Linked DNA regions of Homo sapiens: region 2 is linked to region 1. A link is an interaction called in ENCODE POLR2A ChIA-PET data of the cell type or tissue named here. Cell type or tissue: A673. All regions are shown on one strand. Each heading gives the region's core, and the rest is flanking DNA. Links, peaks and the distances in the headings are about the cores only.

Region 1 (10,786 bases), core at 1,930-6,929:
TGGAAATTCTGGACTCTCAGGCCCGGAACGCTGGGGTCCAAATGCCTGAGGAGATGGGGGAGTTACGGAAGGAGCAGTACTCCCAAGACAGGATAGAGGCAAAGAGGCACATGTGAGGGTCTCGAGTCACAGTGAGGAAATTCTCCCTGCAGCCACCCATTAAGTCCCCTTCTTTTTCCCACATGATTCATCCACCAAACAGATACTTAGTAAGAGTTCACTGTGTTCACTGTGTGCCAGCAATGAACCAACATTTGTGGGCTTTTCATTATGTAATCTCTCTCTCTCCATCCATCCAGATTCTGAACTATTTCCAAGAAAATGTCACCACTTGCTTTACCTCCTGAGGCACCTTGAATACCCCTTTGCCTTGAATGAGAGAGAGAAAATTGTTTTTCCTTCATTCATATAATTCTGGAATGATAGCTCTGAAAAAGCCATGAGAGCTGATAAAGGCCTCCTATCTCCGAGAAAGAAAAGAAATTAAGAAGATTTGGTATCTTTGGTTCACCACTGTATCCCTAGCAGTGTCTTGAACAATGCCTGACACATAGTAGGTTCTCAGTGTTTATTTGTTGACTGAATGAGCAGCTAAGCAGTTAAGGGCAGAGTGGGTCCCAGTTGCCACATGTCCTCAATCTTTATCCAGGCTCTTTCCCAAACTGCAGGTTAGCAGAGGGAAAGCCAATGTTTTTTTATAAGAGCCTTCTTTTTTTTCTGTTTGTTTTTGTTGTTTGTTTTTAGAGACAGGGTCTCACTCTTTTGCCCAGGCTGGAGTGCAGTGGCATGATCATAGCTTACTGCAGCCTCAAACTCCCGGGCTCAAGCAATCCTTGTGCTGCTAAATTAAAAAAAAATTTATATATATATATACATATATATGTGTATATATGTATATATATATATAATATATATAAATGGAGTCTCACTATGTTGCCCAGGCTGGTCTCAAACTCCTAGCCTCAAGTATTCCTCCCACCTTGGCCTCCCAAAGCACTGGGATTACAGGTGTGAGCCACGGCACACAGCCCCCATAAAGGCTCTTAATAAGAAACTAAGAGGGAAAAAAGAATCGTAACGGGAGATTTAATGGCAGTGACAGTTTTCAGAAGTGTATATGACCATGGTGGAAGTCTAGAAGAACCTGGCCTAATGGAGCCAGTCTTGAGCTGCAATTCTTTTAACTAATTCTCCCAGAACCTCTTGACTTAGTTGCTTTCACTGGAAAATAGGTGTATTCTGGGGGTTAAAAAGTTCTCCAGGGAAAGCTTCCCACTTACCTCACTGTCTTGGTATCCCGCTCTTCCACCCAACATACAAACATGCAGCTGGTCACTCAGCCAGTCCCTAAAACCTGTTAATTGGCCCATAGTTTGGCTCCGAGCAAACCTGTGGACTTAGGAGCCTCAGCTCTTGCCTCCCAGGAGTTTCTCAACTTTGGGGGAAGGTAACATATGTGCTCTGAAGCAAGCACAATGATGGCTATGACAGGCATTTCGCAGCACACGTTTAAATAACAACCCTAGGTGAGGCAGGTCAGTGAGAGGCCATCAATAGGGAAAATAGCAGTGTGAATCTAAGGCTTGAGAGAAGGGAGAGAAGGCTGTGGCCTTAGTGTCCAGCCTGCTCAGCATCCCTTCTCCCCTCTTCTGGTAGCAGCACTTTTTTTTTTTTTTTTTTTTTTGAGGGAAGGTCTCACTCTGTTACCCAGGCTGGAGTGTGGTGGCACGATCTTGGCTGACTGCAACCTCCACCTCCTGGGTTCAAGCGATTCTCGTGTCCCAGCCTCCCAAGTAGCTGGGATTACAGGTGTGCACCACCATTCCTGGCTAATTTTTGTATTTTTAGTAGAGACGGGGTTTTACCATATTGGCCAGGCTGGTCTCAAACTCCTGACATCAAGTAATCTGCCCTCCTTGGCCTCCCAAAGTGCTGGGATTACAGGTTTGAACCACTGCGCCCAGCCTTGTTGCAGCACTGTAATTATCCTTTAAGAAACTGTCCCCAACTAGTTGCATGTGGGTGGACTTGGCGGAACTATGCATTTTTTTTTTTTTTTTTTTTTTTTTTGAGACCGAGTCTCGCTGTCTTCCAGGCTGGAGTGCAGTGCGCGATCTCGGCTCACTGCAAGCTCCGCCTCCCGGGTTCACGCCATTCTCCTGCCTCAGCCTCCAGAGTACCTGGGACTACAGGCGCCGGCCACCACGCCCGGCTAATTTTTTGTATTTTTAGTGCAGACGGGGTTTCACCGTGTTAGCCAGGATGGTCTCGATCTCCTGACCTTGTGATCCACCCGTCTCGGCCTCCCAAAGTGCTGGGATTACAGGCGTGAGCCACCGTGCCTGGCCGGGACTATGAATTAAAGTGCTGTGGTCGATGGGTATGTGTGGCCCAGAGACCCAAACTAGGCCATTCACACTCTCTCTTCCAAGGATTTGAATCTTTTTTTTTTTTTTTTTTTTTGAGACGGTGTCTCGCTCTGTCATCGTCCGGGCTGGAGTGCAGCGGCATGATCTTGGCTCACTGCAACCTCCGCCTCCCGGGTTCGTGATTCTCCTGCCTCAGCCTCCGGAGTAGCTGGGACTACAGGCGCGCGCCCCGACCCTGGCTAATTTTTGTATTTTTAGTAGAGACTGAGTTTTACCATGTTGGCCAGGCTGGTTTCAAACTCCTGACCTCACGTGATCCTCCTGCCTCGGCCTCCCAAAGTGCTGGGATTACAAGCGTGAGCCACCCCACCCGGCCGGGATTTGAATCTTGAGTACAGGAACATAAGGGTGGAAAATCTATCCCGGATGGAAGCTCTCTGAAGGGACCTCCCATTAACTCCTGCTACTTGGACACCTCAGGTCCCCTAACTGCTCTTCCTGGGGCCTGCCGGCTCAGATTCTGTAAATTCTGTGAGCTTTCCCATATCATTCCAATAAGGTCTTTTAAGGGTCTGCTTCTGTGATTGGCAACCTGAGAACCCTGCTTGGTACAACAAGGGTTCCTGGAAAATGTAGGAACGTGAACTGGCATGAGTAGCTGAAAAGGATGCAGAACTTATCCCAGTCCAGGAGAACATCATCTGTAAGGCCTCTCCAGAACTCTGCTTGGCCTAACTCAAGGGGAGATTCCAAAGGGGGAGGTATGAGAAGTTAGGAGGGGGATGTGGAGTGGAGCCAGAGTGGACTGGAGGGTATGGCCTTTCTCCTAGAGCAGAGGTTCACACAATGTTGTTGGATACACTGCTGGGCCGTAGTCGTGAGAGCTGCAGATGGAGGTAGAGCCAGCCAACAGACAAGTTGGCAGGATGCACTAAAAATTGGAGCTGGGCCTCAGAAGTGGGTTATGCTGGCCAAATATCATCTGTCTAGTGTGTCCAGGCAGCAAAGAGTTGGGAACCATTACTGAAGAAAAACAAGAGCCGTGGAGGAGGGGATTGTTTGAGGATGCAGTAATTGCAAAGAATAGAGTGAACTCTTTGGTCAGCCTGGGTTTGAATCCTAGCTCCATCACTGATGTTGTGTGGTTGATTTTCTTACCCTTAAATGGTCCCTACCTCAAATTAATATGGTGGCTGGCACATAATAAGCACTCAATAAATGATGGCTGCTGCTATTATTTTCATCAATAACATTTTATATAAATCCACATTGTTAATTAGTAATTATTATTATTTCCAGTTAAACTTCAGATTTAAAGCCATAGATTATCCCTGCATGCATACCCACCCACACACAAAACACACAGTTATATTCAGAAATACCCCTGGGGCCCAATCTGAAATTACAGACTAATAAATCCTAGACAAAGCTAACAAGATATAAAAGCAATGATCCAACAGGCATAAACTTCTACCACTAGGTTAAAAGAGAAATGGTGATCTATGACTCAGAGCTGTGGAATAGTCAGGGACCCAAGTGACTGGCAAAATTGGGACAATAACCTGGGTTTACCTCCTGTTCTGACAAGACCCTTGGAAACTGGATGCAGATGCAGCCCAGATGCTCAAACAGGAGTGTGATGGTCCATGAAGTACCCAGTGAGTCTGAGGAAATGGACCTGAAAATGTCACTGTATTATGAAAACAACTTCATTTATCACTCTTCGAGAAGACAGTGATGGGGAAAGTGCTGGCCTGGGACTTGAAAATCCTAGAGTCCACCAAGGGTCTATTAGGACTTCTGGAAAGTGGTTAATCCTCTCAATGCCTGGGTTTCCCCTATCAGTAGCCCCTGACCATGGCATGAACGTTCCTCCTCCACCTTGTGAATATTGCCCATTCTGTCTGTAATACCATAATCTCACGCTTTCTCCACCTCATCCTGATGCTCTCAGGATCTCTGAATTTTAAACACAAATATATCCTCCCCCACAGCTGACATTTTATCTTCAAGGCCAATTGGCACAAATATAGACATAGCCATTGTGTTATCATAAACTGCAGGTGGGTCTTTTCCTTAGGATATTGAAGCATAGGGATTTATTTATTTATTTATTTATTTATTTATTTATTTATTTATTGGGGATGGAGTCTTGCTCTGTTACCCAGACTGGAGTGCAGTGGCTGGATCTTGGCTCACTGCAACCTCTGCCTCCTGGGTTCAAGCGATTCTCCTGACTCAGCCTCCCGAGTAGCTGGGATTACAGGCACCCACCACAACACCTGGCTAATTTTTGTAATTTTAGTAGAAAAAGGGTTTCACCATGTTGACCAGGCTGGTCTCAAACTCCTGACCTCAGGTGATCCACCCACCTGGGCCTCTGAAAGCGCTGGGATTACAGGTGTGAGCCATCGAGCCCTGCTAAAGCATAGGGATTTAAACTAAAAGGCCACACTTCCACCACACACTGCAAGGTAGGAGGGACAAATATTAACCTCATTTCACAGGCAAAGAAATTGAATCTCAGTGAGGTGGGGTGACTTGCCCAAGATCACAAAGCTGGGAAATGTTCAGTCAACTCCACATCCACCTTATCTGCTTAAATTCCAGGGTTCTCTCCTTCATAATCAGCTATGTCTTAGGCAACTTTATGATCTCCAGGTTATATGGTCTCTGAGGGATCTTCTGGGCTCAGGGACTTGGGAACAGTCCCCTCCAGGTAGAGGGGAATCCTTGGGGAAAGCCTCAGGATGTAGCTGGAAACATCCTAAGAGATATTTGGATCGTATCAGTGAACAAGACACCAAGAGCTCCATCTCTGTGGAATTTACAACCTAGTGGGAGTAAGAGTCAATAAGCTATAAAAATAACAAATACAGAGATTATATAAGATGTTAAAAGGTTATAAGGGCTACAAAGAAAGAAAGAAAAGGGAATGGGAAATGGGTATCAGAAGTGTCAGGCTAGAAGGAAATGTTGCAATTTTAAATGGGGCAGTCAGGAAAAGTCTCATTGAGAAGGCGACATTTGAACAGAGACTTGAAGATCAGGGATGGAACCACAGGATATCTGGGCAAAGAGGATTCTGGGCAGACAGATGAGCCAGCACAAAGGCCCTGAGGTGGAAGCATTCCTGGTGTGTACAGAAGACAGTAAGCAGGACAGGGTGGCTGCAGCAGAGTGAGCTGGTGGTGGAGAGAAAAGTGAGACCAATCATGTAGGGACTCGGGGACCACTGTAAGAACTTTGACTTTTACTCTGAGTAGAACAGCAAGCCATTGGAGAGTCCTGAGCAGAGAAAGGACTGACCTGCCTCATGTTTTAAATCTGGCTGCCGTATTGGAAGTAGATTGGAGGAAAAAAAAGTGGAAGCCCTGGGACCCACCATCATGAACAATCGGGGAGAAGACAAGAGGCCAGCAAAGGAATGAACACAGGTAGTAGGACAAAAACTGTAGTGTATGTTTTCCTGGAAGCCAAAATGACGAAAGTCTCTCAAAGGAGGGAGTGGGTCTATTTAGCCCCCTTCCAAGACTACAACTGCAGTGAGTGTTCCACAAAGCATATCAAGTCCTTTAAAATCCTTGAAAAACTTCCTACTACCCTCAGGAATAGCCCGAAGCAATTATCAGGACTTGTCAAGCCTTTCTGAGCTGACCTTGCTTGTCTCATACCAAGCGCATCTCTACCTGAAGCATTTGCAGCTCCCCAAACATGGGGTGCTTGTTCTTAACACTGAGCCTTTCTGTAGTTCTTCCTTTGCCTGGAAACTTCCTGTCAATCCTTCAGGTCTTGGCTGAGATGAGACACCCCCTTTCAAGTCTTCCCCTGCTCTGTGCTCCATGAACATCTAGTGCTTACTCCAGCTGGAGCATCTAGTGCATCTACAGCTGGAACATCTAGTGCTTACTCCAGCTGGAGCTAACTGAAAAGATATATTCTCCCCCACCTTTAAGAAGGTACTTTGTAATATTCTCCCACACCCTTAAGAAGGTACTTTGTAATATTTTCCCCCTGCCCTTAAGAAGGTACTTTGTATGCCTATCCCAAACCTATAAGAACTAATGATAATCCCGGCCGGGTGCGGTGGTTCACACCTCTAATCTCAGCACTTTGGGAGGCCCCGAGGCGGGTGGATCGTGAGGTCAGGAGATCGAGACCATCCTGGCTAACAGGGTAAAAACCCATCTCCACTAAAAAAATACAAAAAATTAGCCAGGTGTGGTGGCAGGCGCCTGTAGTCCCAGCTACTCTGGAGGCTGAGGCAGGAGAATGGCAGGAGAACCTGGGAGGCAGAGCTTGCAGTGAGCCGAGATTGTGCCACTGCACTCCAGCCTGGGTGACAGAGCAAGACTCTGTCCCAAAAAAAAAAAAAAAAAAAAGCACTAATGCTAATCCCACCACCCTTTGCTGACTCCTTTTTTGGACTCAGCCCGCCTACACCCAGGTAAAATAAACAGCCTTGTTGCTCACACAAAGCCTGTTTGGTGGTCTCTTCATAGGGACGCATGAGACATTTGGTGCCGAAGACCTGGGTCAGCGGGACTCCTTTGGGAGACCAGTCCCCCATCCTCACCCTCACTCTGTGAAGAGATCCACCTACGACCTTGGGTCCTCAGACCAACCAGCCTAAGGAACATCTCACCTATTTTAAATCGGGTAAGCGGCCTCTTTCTACTCTCTTCTCCAACCTCTCTCACTATCCCTCAACCTCTTTTCCTTTCAATCTTGGCACCACCCTTCAGTCTCTCCCTTCTCTTAATTTCAATTCCTTTCATTTTCTGGTAGAGACAAAGGAGACACATTTTATCTGTGGACCCAAAACTCCGGCACAGGTCACAGACTCAGGAACACAGCCTTCCCTTGGTGTTTAATCATTGTGGGGATGCCTGCCTGATTATTCACCCACATTCCGTTGGTGTCTGATCTCCGTGGGGATGCCTAACTTGGTCATTCACCCACATTCCCTTGGTGGCAAGTTAATTGTAGGGACAATTGCTTTGGCTGCTCACCCACATTGCAGCCCAGGGCTGCTCATGTCACCCCTTCTCTCCGTGTCTCTACCCTCTCTTTTCTCTCCACTTTCCTGGGGGGCAAGCACCCCCCACCCCTTCTCTCTGTGTCTCTGCCCCTTTTCCACTTTCCTGGGGGGCAAGAACCTCCCACCCCTTCTCTCCGTGTCTCTGCCCCTTTTCCATTTTCCTAGGGGGGCAAGTACCCCCCACCCCTTCTCTCCATGTCTCTGCCCCTTTTCCACTTTCCTGGGGGGCAAGCACCTCCCACCCCTTTTCCACTTTCCTGGGGGGCAAGCACCTCCCACCCCATTTCCACTTTCCTGCGGGGGCAAGCACCTTCTTTTCAAGGGCCTGTTTCCCTTGCCTCCATAACTGTTGTGAGTATTGACAGCCAGGCTTCTAAACCTCTTAAAACTCCCCAACTCTGGTGCCAACTTGGACAACATTCTTTAATGAACTCCTTTTTAGTTATCCCACCTGCCCAGCTCGCTTATTAGTTCAAAACATTGTAACTAAATTATCTGCTTCCCTGACTATTCCTGGGTTAAAGCCACACCTCACTACTGCCTTTTGCCCCAGTTCAATGCCTCCTGCACATCCTCTCCTTGTATCTCCCCACCTTAATCCACAAGTGTAGGACACCTCTACTCCCTCCTTGGCGATGGATGATGCACCCCTTACCATCCTATTAAAATCTAATCACCCTTACCCTGCTCAGTGCCAATATCCCATCCCACAGCACGCTTTAAAAGGATTAAAGCCTGTTATCACTTGCCTGTTACAGCATGGCCTTTTAAAGCCTATAAACTCTCCTTACAATTCCCCCATTTTACCTGTCCAAAAACTGGACAAGTCTCACAGGTTAGTTCAGGATCTGCGTTTATCAACCAAATTGTCTTGCCTATCCACCCCATGGTGCCAAAGCCATATACTCTCCTATCCTCAGTACCTCCCTCCACAACCCCTCCATAACCCATTATTCTGTTCTGGATCTCAAACATGCTTTCTTTACTATTCCTTGCACCCTTCATCCCAGCCTCTCTTTGCTTTCACTTGGACTGACCCTGACACCCATCAGGCTCAGCAAATTACCTGGGCTGTACTGCCACAAGGCTTCACGGACAGCCCCCATTACTTCAGTCAAGCCCAAATTTCTTCCTCATCCATTACCTATCTCGACATAGTTCTTCATGAAAACACACGTGCTCTCCCTGCTGATTGTGTCTGGCTAATCTCCCAAACCCCAACCCCTTCTACAAAACAACAACTCCTTTCCTTCCTAGGCATGGTTGGATACTTTCACCTTTAGATACCTGGTTTTGCCATCCTAATAAAACCATTATATAAACTCACAAAACCAAACCTAGCTGACCCCATAGATCCTAAATCCTTTCACCACTCCTCTTTCTGTTCCTTAAAAACAGCCCTAGAAGCTGCCCCCACACTAGCTCTCCCTAACTCATCCCAACCCTTTTCATTACACACAGCCAAAGTACAGGGCTGTGCAGTCAAAATTCTTACACAAGAGCTGGGACTGCACCCTGTAGCCTTTCTGTCCAAACAACTTGACCTTACTCTTTTTGGCTGGCCCCCACCCCCATGACTGTATCTCTCTGATCCACCTGACATTCACTCCATTTCCCCGTATTTCCTTCTTTCATGTTCCTCACCCTGATCACACTTGGTTTATTGATGGCAGTTCCACCAGGCCTAACCGCCACTCACCAGCAAAGGCAGGCTATGCTATAGTATCTTCCATATCTATCACTGAGGCTACCACTCTGCCCTCCTCCACTACCTCTCAGCAAGCCAAATTCATTGCCTTAACTCGAACACTCACTCTTGCAAAGGAATTATGCATCAATATTTATACAGACTGTAAATATGCCTTCCATATCCTGCACCACCATGCTGTTATATGGGCTGAAAGAGGTTTCCTCACTATGCAAGGGTCCTCCATCATTAATGCCTCTTTAATAAAAACTCTTCTCAAGGCCGCTTTACTTCCCAAGAAAGCTGGAGTCATACACTGCAAGGGCCACTAAAAGACATCAGATCCCATTGCTCAGGGCAACGCTTATGCTGATAAGGTAGCTAAAGAAGCACCTAGTGTTCCAACTTCTGTCCCTCATGGCCAGTTTTTCTCCTTCTAATTGGTCACTCCTATTTACTCTCCTACTGAAGTTTCCACCTATCAATCTCTTCCCGCACAAGGCAAATTGTTCTTGGACCAAGGAAAATATCTCCTTCCAGCCTCACATGCCCATTCTATTCTGTTGTCATTTCATAACCTCTTCCACGGTAGGTTACAAGCCGTTAGTCTGCCTCTTCAAACCTCTCATTTCCTTTCCATCGTGAATATCTATCCCCAGTCCTCCACTCTTGACTCCCTCTTGGAGTGGATAGATGATCTTTGCTGACAGGACACATTCCAACACTTTCACCCTGATGAAGTCCTATTCTTTACTTTTATACTCACTCTTATTCTTGTTCCCATTCTTATTGCCACCCTCTACCTCTCCCCAGCTATCTCCACCACACTATCAATTTCACTCACTCTCTCCTAGCTATTTCTAATCCTTCTTTAACAAACAATTGCTGGCTTTGCATTTCTCTTTCCTCCAAAATCACCAAGGCCTCAATTTACTCACTGCTGAAAAGGGAGGACTCTGTATATTTTTAAATGAAGAGTGTTGTTTTTACCTTAATCAATCTGGCCTGGTATATGACAACATAAAAAAACTCAAGGATAGAGCCCCAAAACTCGTCAACTAAGAATATAATTATGCTGAACCCCCTTGGGCACTCTCTAATTGGATGTCCTGGGTTCTCCCAATTCTTAGTCCTTTAATACTTGTTTTTCTCCTTCTCTTATTCAGAAGTTGTGTCTGTCATTTAGTTTCTCAATTCATACAAAACCACATTCAGGCCATCACCAATAATTCTATATGACAAATGCTCCTTCTAACAACTCCACAATATCACCCCTTACCCCAAAATATTTCTTCAGTTTAATCTCTCCCACTCTAGGTTCTCACACCACCCCAATCCCACTTGGAGCAGCCCTGAGAAACATTGCCCATTATCTCTCCATACCACCCCAAAAATTTTTGCCACACCAACACTTCACCACTATTTTGTTTTGTTTTTCTTATTAATACATGAAGACAGGAATGTCAGGCCTCTGAACCCAAGCTAAGCCATCATATCCCCTGTGACCTGCATTTATACATCCAGATGGCCTGAAGCAAATGAAGATCCACAAAAGAAGTAAAAATAGCCTTAACTGATGACATTCCACCATTGTCATCTGCCCTACCCTAACTGAGAAGATATATTCTCCCCCGCCCTTAAGAAGGTACTTTGTATGCCTATCCCAAACCTATAAGAACTAATGATAAT
Region 2 (10,786 bases), core at 2,535-7,534, 52 kb after region 1:
AGATCTATTTTGCTGTGGGTGTAGGGGGATTTCAAAATTTTGGTTTTATACTTTTAGGGTTGTTTTTAGCTCACCTTAGAGTAGACCCCAGACCTCTAGTTTAAATTTTGAGCCCTTTCTCCTGAGTTTTTTTGCGCTGAGGGTTATAGGAGTCAGGCTGTCAATTACAGAGCTAAATGGAATAGCATCTCAGTATTTAGCAGTGGTATTCAAGGTAGGCTCAAAGCAAGGCCATTAATTAGGTGGGCAAGTGCTGTTTATCTGTGCATTTCATACTATTGAATGTTAGAGCTAGAAGGTAGAAGGGATCTTAAAGATTGAATTGCCAGCCTTTTTTTTTTAAATGAACTTCTAATTTTGGAATAATTTTGGTTTATAGAAAAGTTCTAAAGATAGTGCAGAGAGTTTTTATATACCCCTCACCTGGCTTCAGTTTTCTCTAATATTATCATCTTACACTAGTATCGCAACTTTATTTTATATATGGAGACACATAGTCCTCAAAAAGTTCATGTAGCTAAGATCATAGTTCTAGTTGGTGGCAGAGTTAGGCCAGGGACCTAGTAGGTAGCCTGGGTTTTCTAGTTGATTATATTTGTTATCCTTTTCTGCTTTTCGTGTTTTTGCTCTTTTCCTTTCTTTCACTGAATTCTTTGGGCATGGACTGAGAGAAGGACTACCTAGTTCATAGTTCACTAGTCAATATAGTCTTGCTAATTTGTGCAATAATTTTTAAATCTAGGCGTCCTCCAATTCTTCAACACCAACAAGAATGAGGAGCAGGACATCTTCATTTACAGAGCAACTTGATGAAGGTACACCCAATAGAGAGGTAAGTTTGGAATTCCTTTTCTAGTATACCTCTCAAAAGAAACTAATCTAAAATGTATGCTGTTGATAACAAAATGGGAAACTTTTGACAGGTCAGCTATTTAATTCCTAGGTAGAGTTTTTATTAGTAACACAATTGGTCTTTTTTTTTTTTTTTTCACAAATAGCAGTTATGATTTATGTCTGTCTGTCTGTCTGTATGTATGTATGTATGTTTTTGAGACAGGGTCTGGTTCTGTCACCCAGGCTAGAGTGTGGTGGCACGATCACTGCACATTGCAGCCTTGACCTTCTGGATTCAAGTGATCCTCTAACTTCAGCCTCCTGAGTAGCTGGGACTATAGGCGCACGCCACCTGCCTGGCTAACGTTTAAATTTTTCGTAGACGGGGTCCCACTATGTTGCTCAGGCTGGTCTTGAACTCCTGGGCTCAAGTGATTCTCCCAATTATGCTTTATAAAGTATGGTTGTTGAGAACCTTAATTTGAGAGGATAATATGTTCTGGATTTAATAGTTGAAGTTTTCAGAATAATTTGATAAATTTGTTCAACATAGCATCATTTTTTCAAGCTGGTGAGTGGAAACTGAGAAGTAACTTATTTAACTTATTCCATGTAACCAGCAGCTGGCATTAAAACTCATTATTTCCCACTTTTTTTCTGTGAAGTGTAACACACATACAAAAAGAAGGTAAAACATAAATGCACGGGTCAGCAAATTATCATGAAGTGAATCCTCCCAGGTCAAGCAAAGGAACACTGTTAGCACTGTCGTGCTCCCTTTCCCCCTGAAGGATTACCACCATCCTGAATTTTTGGTATTTGCTTGCTTCCTTTTTTTTTTTTTTTTTAATAGTTTTACCTCTTAAATATGCTTTCTAAATGTAAACATTGTAGTTAAACATTTGGGTTGTCTACAGGTTTTGGCTACTATGAATTATGTTGCCATCAACATTATTGTACTTTTTTTTGGTGTACATGTACCTGCATTTCTGTTGGTATGTACTTTGGAGTAGAATCACTGCTCCATTTTAACACATAAGAAGATAATGCTGATGGTTTTCCAGAGTGGTTGTAGAAATTTAAATTCTCACCAGGAGCTTATGAAAGTTGCTTTTGCCCTATATTTTTGAGAGTCTTTATTTTTCTACTCTGTGTAAATATGCTGGAAAACAGTCTTTTTCATTTCAGCTGTTCTGGTGGTGGTCTTTCATTTTGGTTTTAATTTACATTCTCTGATAACTAACGAGATTGAGCATTTACATCTGTTTATTGCCCATTTGATGTCTTTTGTGAGTGCTTAAGTCCCTTGCCCATTTTCTATTGGATTATCTTTTTTTAAAACTGATTTGTAGGAGTTTTTTAAAAAATATAGAATACTAAGGAGTTTTTTGTTGAATATATATCTTGCAGCTATCTTCCACTCAGTGGCTTGCCATTCATTTTAATGATGTCCTTTGATGAACAGAAGTTCTTAGTTTTAGGCCAAGTATGGTGGCTCATGCCTGTAATCCCAGCGCTTTGGAAGGCCAAGGCAGGAGGATTGCTTGAGTCCAGGAGTTTGAGACCAGCCTGGGCAACAGAGTGAGACCCTGTTTCTGCAAAAATAAAATAAAATAAAATTAGCTAGGTATGGTGGCATGCACCTGTGTGGTCCCAGCTACTCAGGAGGCTAAGGCAGGGGCATTACTTGAGCCTCGGAGGTCGAAGCTGCAGTGAACCATGATTGCACCAGCCTAGGTGACACAGTAAGACCCTGTCTTTCAAAAAAAAAAAAAAGCCTGGTTCCCATCCATTTCCCATCCCTGACAGTACCTTCTATCTTAGAAGTTTAACAAAATGAGAAACCGCATAGGGTACAGGGAAATGATGAAAAAATTAATTTAATGTCCTTTTAACCAAAAACTTAATTATATAATTGAAAAATCCTTTATTTATTATAAAATAAGTTGAAGTAAGGTTTAGATTGCACTCTGTGGTCAAAGTACCTGTTAAAGTTGTCAAAAAAGCTTAAAAAGCAAGGAGATGAAGTGATGACAATGCTTTGTCATTCTATCCGAAACCATCTCTTAGCTAGGATTGTTAATATTAAAATTTAGAAAGAAATAAATAAACTTTAGCTGACTTGGTCGATTGTAAAAGAGTGCTAAAACCAAATCTTTCAGAAATAATTATTTTGTAAAGGTATATTCAATTAAATTATTTTAAAGCATCCTAGATTTTTAAAAAGTATTTTAAAAAAGCAATGGTAGCAGTCAGCCGGGCATGGTGGCTCACGCCTGTAATCCCAGCACTTTGGGAGGCCGAGGTGGGCAGATCACTTGAGGCCAGGAGTTCGAGACCAGCCTGATCAATATGGTGAAACCCTAAAAAAATACAAAAATTAGCCAGACGTGGTGACACGTCCCTGTAATCCCAGCTATTTGGGAGGCTGAGGCAGGAGAATCAATTGAACTCAGGAGGTGGAGGTTGTAGTGAGCTGAGATCGTGCCACTGCACTCTAGCCTGGGCGACAGAGCGAGACACAGTCTCAAAAAAAAAAAAAAAATGGTAGCAATCAACATAATTCTGCACTATTTTCAGTGTTTCACTTTATTGTATGCAAACTAATATACTATAATGTCAATCAATATACTGAGTATAGAAATGATGCCATTAATACTGATTGCAAAAACATTACAACTCAGTACTGCAGCTTTCATTCAAATAGGTTATATGTATAAACTGAGTTCAACAATATTGTATTTGAGATGGTAAAGTTAAAGAAATGCAATAATGTAAATAATACTTAAGAAAATAAGATCTCAGGAAACTGTATATACTCTGTACTTTTATGCAACTTTATCAGATCATTTCAGTATATGCATCAAGGATATAGTGTATATGACATGAACTTTGAGTGCAAAAACTGTACTATGTACCTTTTGTTTATTTTGCTGTCAACATCTAAATAAAGGTTTTTTTGTTTGTTTTTTGTTTTTTTAATTGTTTTGTTTTAAAGATTGTTTTAATTAATTAAAAAATTAATTGTTTTAATTAAACAATTGTTTAATTGTTTTAAAGTCGCCAGGCTGGAGTTCAGGGGTGCAGTCTTGGCTCACTGCAACCTCCGCCTCCTGGGTTCAAGTGGCTCTCCTGCCTCAGCCTCCCTAGTAGTTGAGACTATTCGCCACCATGCCCAGCTAATTTTTTGTGTTTTTACTTGAGACGGAGTTTCACCATGTTGCTGAGAATGGTCTCAATCTCTTGACTTCGCGATCTGCCTGCCTCGGCCTCCCAAAGTGCTGGGATTACGGGCGCGAGCCACTGTGCCGGGCCGTATTTTTACAATTTTTAAATTAGCTTATATATTATATATATTAGCTTATTATATTATTATTAGCTATTATATATAATATACATTATATAAATTAGCTTATATATTATATATATAGCTTATATATATTTTAAATTAACTTATACCCTATTATCTAGAAATCCCATTTCTAGAAATCTGTCCTATAGAACAATAGCATTTTAAATGTATATCCACAAGGCTTACTGTAGAAAGCTATTTATAATACTAAAAAAATGATAAAGTTTGATTTGCAATATTAAGGCTTTTTCCAAACTTATCTTTAGACTCAGTGCAATCCCAGTCAAAATCCTTATAGGTTTGTTTTGTTGTCATCATTATTATTATTATTATTATTTTTGAGGCAAAGTCTCACTCTGTCACCCAGGCTGGAGTGCAGTGGTGCGATCTCAGCTCACTGCAACCTCCACCTCCCGGGTTCAAGCAATTCTCCCTGCCTCAACCTCCCGAGTAACTGGGATTACAGGCACCCACCACCATGCCTGGCTAACTTTTTATATTTTTAGTAGAGACAGAGTTTCACCATGTTGGCCAGGCTGGTCTTGAACTCCCGACCTCAGGTGATCCATCCGCCTCGGCCTCCCAAAGTGCTGGGATTACAGGCATGAGTCACCACGCCTGACCTTTATATGTCCCTTTTATAAAGAAGCCTGAGGCACTCCAAACAAAGACAGATTTATTTGGGTTTATATACAGTATTTACCAACACAGGAAAGTAGACATATTAGTATTTTCAGCAATAGATAAAAAGGCAAAACCTTTTTTTAACTTAATGAAATCAGGAAATTAACTTAATGAAACCATTCTACCACCTAAGCATTCCAGATACGTAGACTTTACTGTGTCTACTGTTGCGGTGGACAAATATTTATGTTTTGAGCTAAATTTCCACATTTTCTTTTAAAAAAAAGCATTTTTTTTTTTTGTTTTTTGAGACAGGGTCTCACTCTGTTGCCCAGGTTGAAGCATAGTGGCACAATCTCAGCACTACGCAGCTTCAACCTCCTGAGCTCAAGTGATCCATCCACCTTGGCCTCGTAAAGTGCTGGGATTACAGGCATGAGTCACCGCACAGGGCCAAACAAACAAACAAACAAACAAAAAAACACTTAACACTTAAAATAAATCCAAGCCAGTCACAGTGGTGTGCACCTGTAGTCCCAGCTACTCAGGAGGCTGAGGCAAGAGGATCCCTTGAGCCCAGGAAATGGTTTTTCAATATGGTGTGAAGTAGGGATCAAGTTTCATCCCCTCCAGTATGTGTATCCGGTTGTCTCATCTTTTTCACACTGCTCTACTGTTCTACATTTTTTCATTAATTGGGTCCATATGTCCATATTTGAGTGGCTGAGTTCTCTATTCTGTTCCATTGTTCTCTTTGATACCACACTGTCTTAATGAGTATCGTTTTACATTCATGCTTTATATTCATGTCCATATTTGAGTGGCTTTGTTTCTGAGCTTTATATATTCCGTTCCACTGTTCTCTTTGTCTTTGATTCAATACCATACTCCCAGCTATTCAGGAGGCTAAGGCAGGAGAATCGCTTGAACCCAGGAGGCGGAGGTTGCAGTGAGCCGAGGTCGTGCCATTGCACTCCAGCCTGGGCAATAAAAGCAAAACTCCATCTCAAAAAAAAAAAGGGACATAAAAAAAATCTATATTATTATAAACATTGAAGGCAGAGGAGAGTAGACTGAATTTGCATTGACTCTGAAGTCTACATTAAGTCTACTCTGGGTACTCTCCTATCCTGCGCAAATGGCAGATCTGTCTATTTGATCATAGCACTCTCTCCTGGTGATCCTAGGCATAGCCCCACTATCCTCAGAGTAGGGCTTCCTGTCCTTGTTGTTGCTTGAGGTTAATCTTTTTTGCTTCCCTAGTTCTGGGTTGCTTTAGAGCAACATGTGATGTAGGATCCTGTAAGGGATTAACTAGGGCAAATGAAGCTAACATCCTCCTATCCTCTGCCCCACTCCAGATTGGACCTGGACTTTTTCAGCGATAGGGTATCACTATGTTGCTCTGGCTGGCCTCCAACTCCTGGGCTCAAGGGACCCTGATTTTTTTTTTTTAATTGAGTTTAAATTCATATAACATAAATTAACCATTTAAAGCAAACAATTAAGTAGCGTTCAGTACATTCCCAGTGTTGTACATTCATCACATCTATCTAGTTCCATAACATTTCCATCACCCCAAAATGAAACCCCATGCTGATTAAGCAGTCATTCCCACTCCTTCCTCCAACCCCTAGCAACCATTAATTTGCTTTCTGTCTTAATGGATTTACCTTTTCTGGATATTTCATATAAATGGAATCATTCGATATGTTACCTTTTGTGTCTGACCACTTTTACTTAGCTTAATGTTTTCAAGATTCATTTGTGTTGTAGCATGTATCTACTTTCTTTTTATAACTGAGTCTAATGATTTTTTTTAAGGGAGTAAAAATCTATGTACTGTATTAGTACCTGGAATAAGACCTGGAATAGACTGGTGAGGAAAGGATGGTTTTTGGTGTTACCTGGATCAGCCCAAGTTTACATCCTGTCTTTGCTGTTTGCTGACTGAAAGATCTATTAAAGTTAACTTTTCAGTCTCAGGTTTTCTCATTTGTAAAATGAGAAATTTTTGAAGTTTTGGGGATTACCAGTAAGAAGGCATGTACATCTCTAGTGTGGTACCTTGCACGTAGTAGGTGCTAACTAAGTTATTAGGGACAGGCTTGGAAGAGGGGAGGGGCTGCTCCCCTTCCTCTTTTTAGGTCTTTGTGTGAGGGGAGGGGAACAGATGTACTATTATGTGGATTAGGGTCCTAGGGATGTTATCTCTGTGTCACTTTGCCTATTGAATTTATGAAGGAAGGATTGATAGCTTCATTTTGCCTCCTATCCTGCTCTCTCTGGTTTGCTGTCTTCCTGAGACACTTCCTTATTTATTAGAGGCCATAGTAACCATGTCCATTGTTATCCTGGGGCCTTATCCACAAACAACTTTCATATTGTTTTTAAATTAAATTCCAGAATTAGGTGTGTTTTCATATATATACATATATATATATATATATATGTATGTATATATGTATATATACATACATATATATGTATGTATATATGTATATATACATACATATATATATGTATGTATATATGTATATATACATACATATATATATGTATGTATATATGTATATATACATACATATATATATGTATGTATATATGTATATATATATGTGTGTATATATATATGCTCTGTATATATATATGTGTGTATATATATATGCTCTGTATATATATATGTTCTGTATATGTATGCTATATATATAGCATATATATGCTCTGTATATGTATGATATATATAGCATATATATATGCTCTGTATATGTATGAGATATATAGCATATATAGAGAGCATATATATAGAGCATATATATGATATATATAGAGCATATATATATATAGAGAGCATATATATATGCTGTCTGTATATATATATGCTCTGTATATATATGCTCTGTTGCTCAGGCTGGAGTGCAGTGGCATGATCTCAGCTCACTGCAACCTCTACCTCCCAGGTTCAAGTGATTCTCCTGCCTCAGCCTCCTGAATAGCTGGGATTACAGGCATGTGCCACCACACCCAGCTAATACTTGTGTTTTTAGTAGAGATGAGGTTTCACCATGTTGGCCACGCTGGCCTGGAATGCCTGACCTCAAGTGATCTGCCCACCTTGGACTCCTAAAGTGCTGGGATTACAGGCATGAACCACCACACCTGGCCCCAGTTGTTGAGAATTCTTAAGCACATTTTAGAGATTTATTTTATGTTTCAAGGCTTATATGGCTTAAAGGCATCGTTTTAGGGATTACTGGGAAGTATCTTCAAAGTAATACATGAGAAACATTCCTTCCTAAATCCTTTATTATATTGAATATCGTATTAATTGGTTTTCAGAGGTTAAATTAACCATGTATTCCTGCAATAAATGTCACTTGTTTCTTGTATATAATCTTTTTTATATATTACCGGATTGATTCATTAGTATTTTGTTGAGGATTTTTGTGTCTATATTCATAAGAGATGCTGGTCTGCAGTTTTCTTTTTTTGTGATAATCTGGTTTTTGTATCAGTAATACAGCCCCCATGAAACGAGTTGGGAAGTGTTCACCTCTCTTGTATTTTTTCAAGAGTTTGTGAAGAATTGCTATTAATTCTTTAAATGTTTGGTAGAATCTACCATTGAAATCATGTGTCCTGGGCTTTTTTTTGAGGGAAGTGTTCTGATAACTAATTCAGTATCTACTTTTTATAGCTCTGTTCAGATTTTGCTTCTTCCTGAGTTAGTTTTGGTAATTTGTGTATCTCTAGGAGTTTGTCCATTTCATTTATCTCATTTGTTGGCATAAATTAAACTAAATTTGGCCTGAGCCTACCTGTATATCTTGAGTCCCTCTGTAAGGAACTGTAGCCTAACTTGTACATAAACAAACTGAAATCCTAAATTAGGAATGTAGTTTTTGTAACAGCTCCTGAGTCTCAGGCAGTCACAGCAGTCAAGTCTGTCAATTGCAGGCTGCTAACTAAGCAGCCCATGCTCAAATGAGGCAAAAACCTTTGCTTTTAACACATAGTATAGCTTTGTAATCCTTTTCTGCACACTCGGGTAATTTCTTCTTTTTCATTCCTGATTTTCATGATATGAGTCTTCTTTTTTCCCCTCTGTCAGTCTAGCTAATGGTTTGTCAATTTTGTTGATCTTTTGAAGAACAAACCTTTGGTTCCACTTTCTTGTTGCATATGCTGAGTATTCTCATAATTGGAGTGGAAAGCTGATCTTTGATTACTTATTTTACTTAGGGCTGAGGAGTTCATGGACTTCGCAAAACCTCCTTGAATCTAAATTGCATCTTCTTTCCTGGTTTCTGGGCTGATACATGTTTTTTCCCATCTTATATACCCTTGGTCTTTTCATTGGCGATTAAGACTAGAGAAAGTTAGATACCTTGTCCTTTTATGCTGTCATTTTGTTTAAAGGCTTTCTATGTAGTAAAACTATCTATATAGACAAAATAGAGCCTTGAGTTGTGGTCTTGAATTTGATCAACATGATTTACCACATTCTGTACTGGATATTTCTTCACCTGCTGCTACTGTAAACCATTTTATTCTTGGATCTTCTGTAGAGTATATTATCACAGGTACTTTTTACAGGGGTGTCTAATCTTTTGGCTTCCCTGGGCACATTGAAAGAAGAAGAATTGTCTTGGGCCACACATCAAATACGCTAACACTAATAATAGTTGATGAGCTAAAAAAAAAAAAAAAAAGCAAAAAAGTCTCATAATGTTTTAAGAAAGTTTATGAACTTGTGTTGGGCCTCATTCGAAGCCATCCTGGGCCACAGGTTGGATGAATTTAATTGACCCAAAATCATAAGGGTTCTACTAACAGTTGTACTTAACAGTATCTGGGAAGATAGAAACAGGGCCATCTGCCAGGTGTGGTGGCTCATGCCTGTAATCCCAGCACCTAGGAAGGCCGAGTAGGGTGGATTACTTGAGGTCAGGAGTTCGAGACCAGCCTGGCCAACATGGTGAAACCCACCCCACCCCCGCTGTCTCTACTAAAAATATAAAAACTTAGCTAGGTATGTTGGCGGGCACCTGTAATCCCAGCTACTCAGGAGGCTGAGGCGGGAGAATCGCTTGAACCTGGGAGGTAGAGAGGTTCCAGTGAGCCAAGATTATGCCACTGCACTCCAGCCTGGGCAACAAGAGTGAAACTCCGTCTCAAAAAAAAAAAAAGAAACAGGGCCATCTGTCTTTGAGGCAGAGGGATTTACACCCTTGCTAAGACACTAAAGTTTTTTGCTAAGGCACTAAACTTTTTAGGCCCTTCCCCCAGTATTACACATGAGAGATGATAATCAAGCCTTTGTTGCCTATGAGTGAAAAGGAATCTAAAAATCACTGAAATAAATAATAATAGTTTTTCAAGGAATTTCAAAGAAGTTTTTTCACATGGGAAAGGACTGCTAGGCTGGATGTGGTGGCTCACACCTGTAATCCCGGCAATTTGGGAGGCTGCAGCAGGAGGAATGCTTGAACCCAGGAGTTGGAGACCAGTGTGGGCAACATAGTGAGACCCTGTCTCTACCAAAAAAAAAAAAAAAATTAGCCAGGTGTGGTGGTGTGCACCTGTGGTCCCAAGCTACTTAAGAGGCTTAAGTAGGAAGATTTTTTGATCCCAGGAGGTCGAGGTTGCAGTGAGCCATGACTGCGCCACCGCACTCCACCCTTGGTGACAGAGCAAGACCCTATCTCAAAAAAAAAAGAAAAAAGTCTGCTGGTTGTTGTTGGAAATAATCAGTCACAGTGGCATGCTGCCTAACATGCTAAATCCTCACCTGGAAGACTTTAGGACTTTCGGTCAAATCATGCTGTGATTTGACCCTTGAGGCACCCTTGCTGTTTCAGTCATGGAAGTAGTAGATAAAACTTAAAAAACATTGAGACATGTATCTGAGTTCACAAACAAGGTAAACATCTCCTTGGGCTGAGAGGGAATGAATCCTTGGTCCTAGAGGGTTTG

The links. Peaks named below come from ENCODE experiments on the same cell type or tissue, not always from the same donor. Only the 100,000 strongest peaks of a DNase experiment are listed, where the experiment ranks them.
Region 2: POLR2A ChIA-PET joins it to region 1 with 7 read pairs; 19 of 35 experiments call an interaction of 5 or more read pairs at or near these places.

Annotation. Positions count from the first base shown.
Region 1 is chr3:37,198,957-37,209,742 of GRCh38, forward strand. It overlaps LOC105377642 (a long non-coding RNA gene), which reads left to right. Exons shown (of 3, transcript XR_007095869.1): 2 at 5,636-5,806; 3 at 6,872-10,786. Among named protein-coding and RNA genes, the nearest start is that of LRRFIP2, 30 kb to the left of the region's middle. In A673, for the core only: no CTCF peak of the experiment used is centred there; no DNase peak of the experiment used is centred there.
Region 2 is chr3:37,250,653-37,261,438 of GRCh38, forward strand. It overlaps GOLGA4 (golgin A4), which reads left to right. Exons shown (of 24, transcript NM_002078.5): 2 at 743-832. Among named protein-coding and RNA genes, the nearest start is that of GOLGA4-AS1, 12 kb to the left of the region's middle. In A673, for the core only: a CTCF peak has its summit at 5,970; DNase peaks (open chromatin) are centred at 5,489 and 5,989; H3K4me3 peaks cover 341 bases; H3K27ac peaks cover 1,773 bases.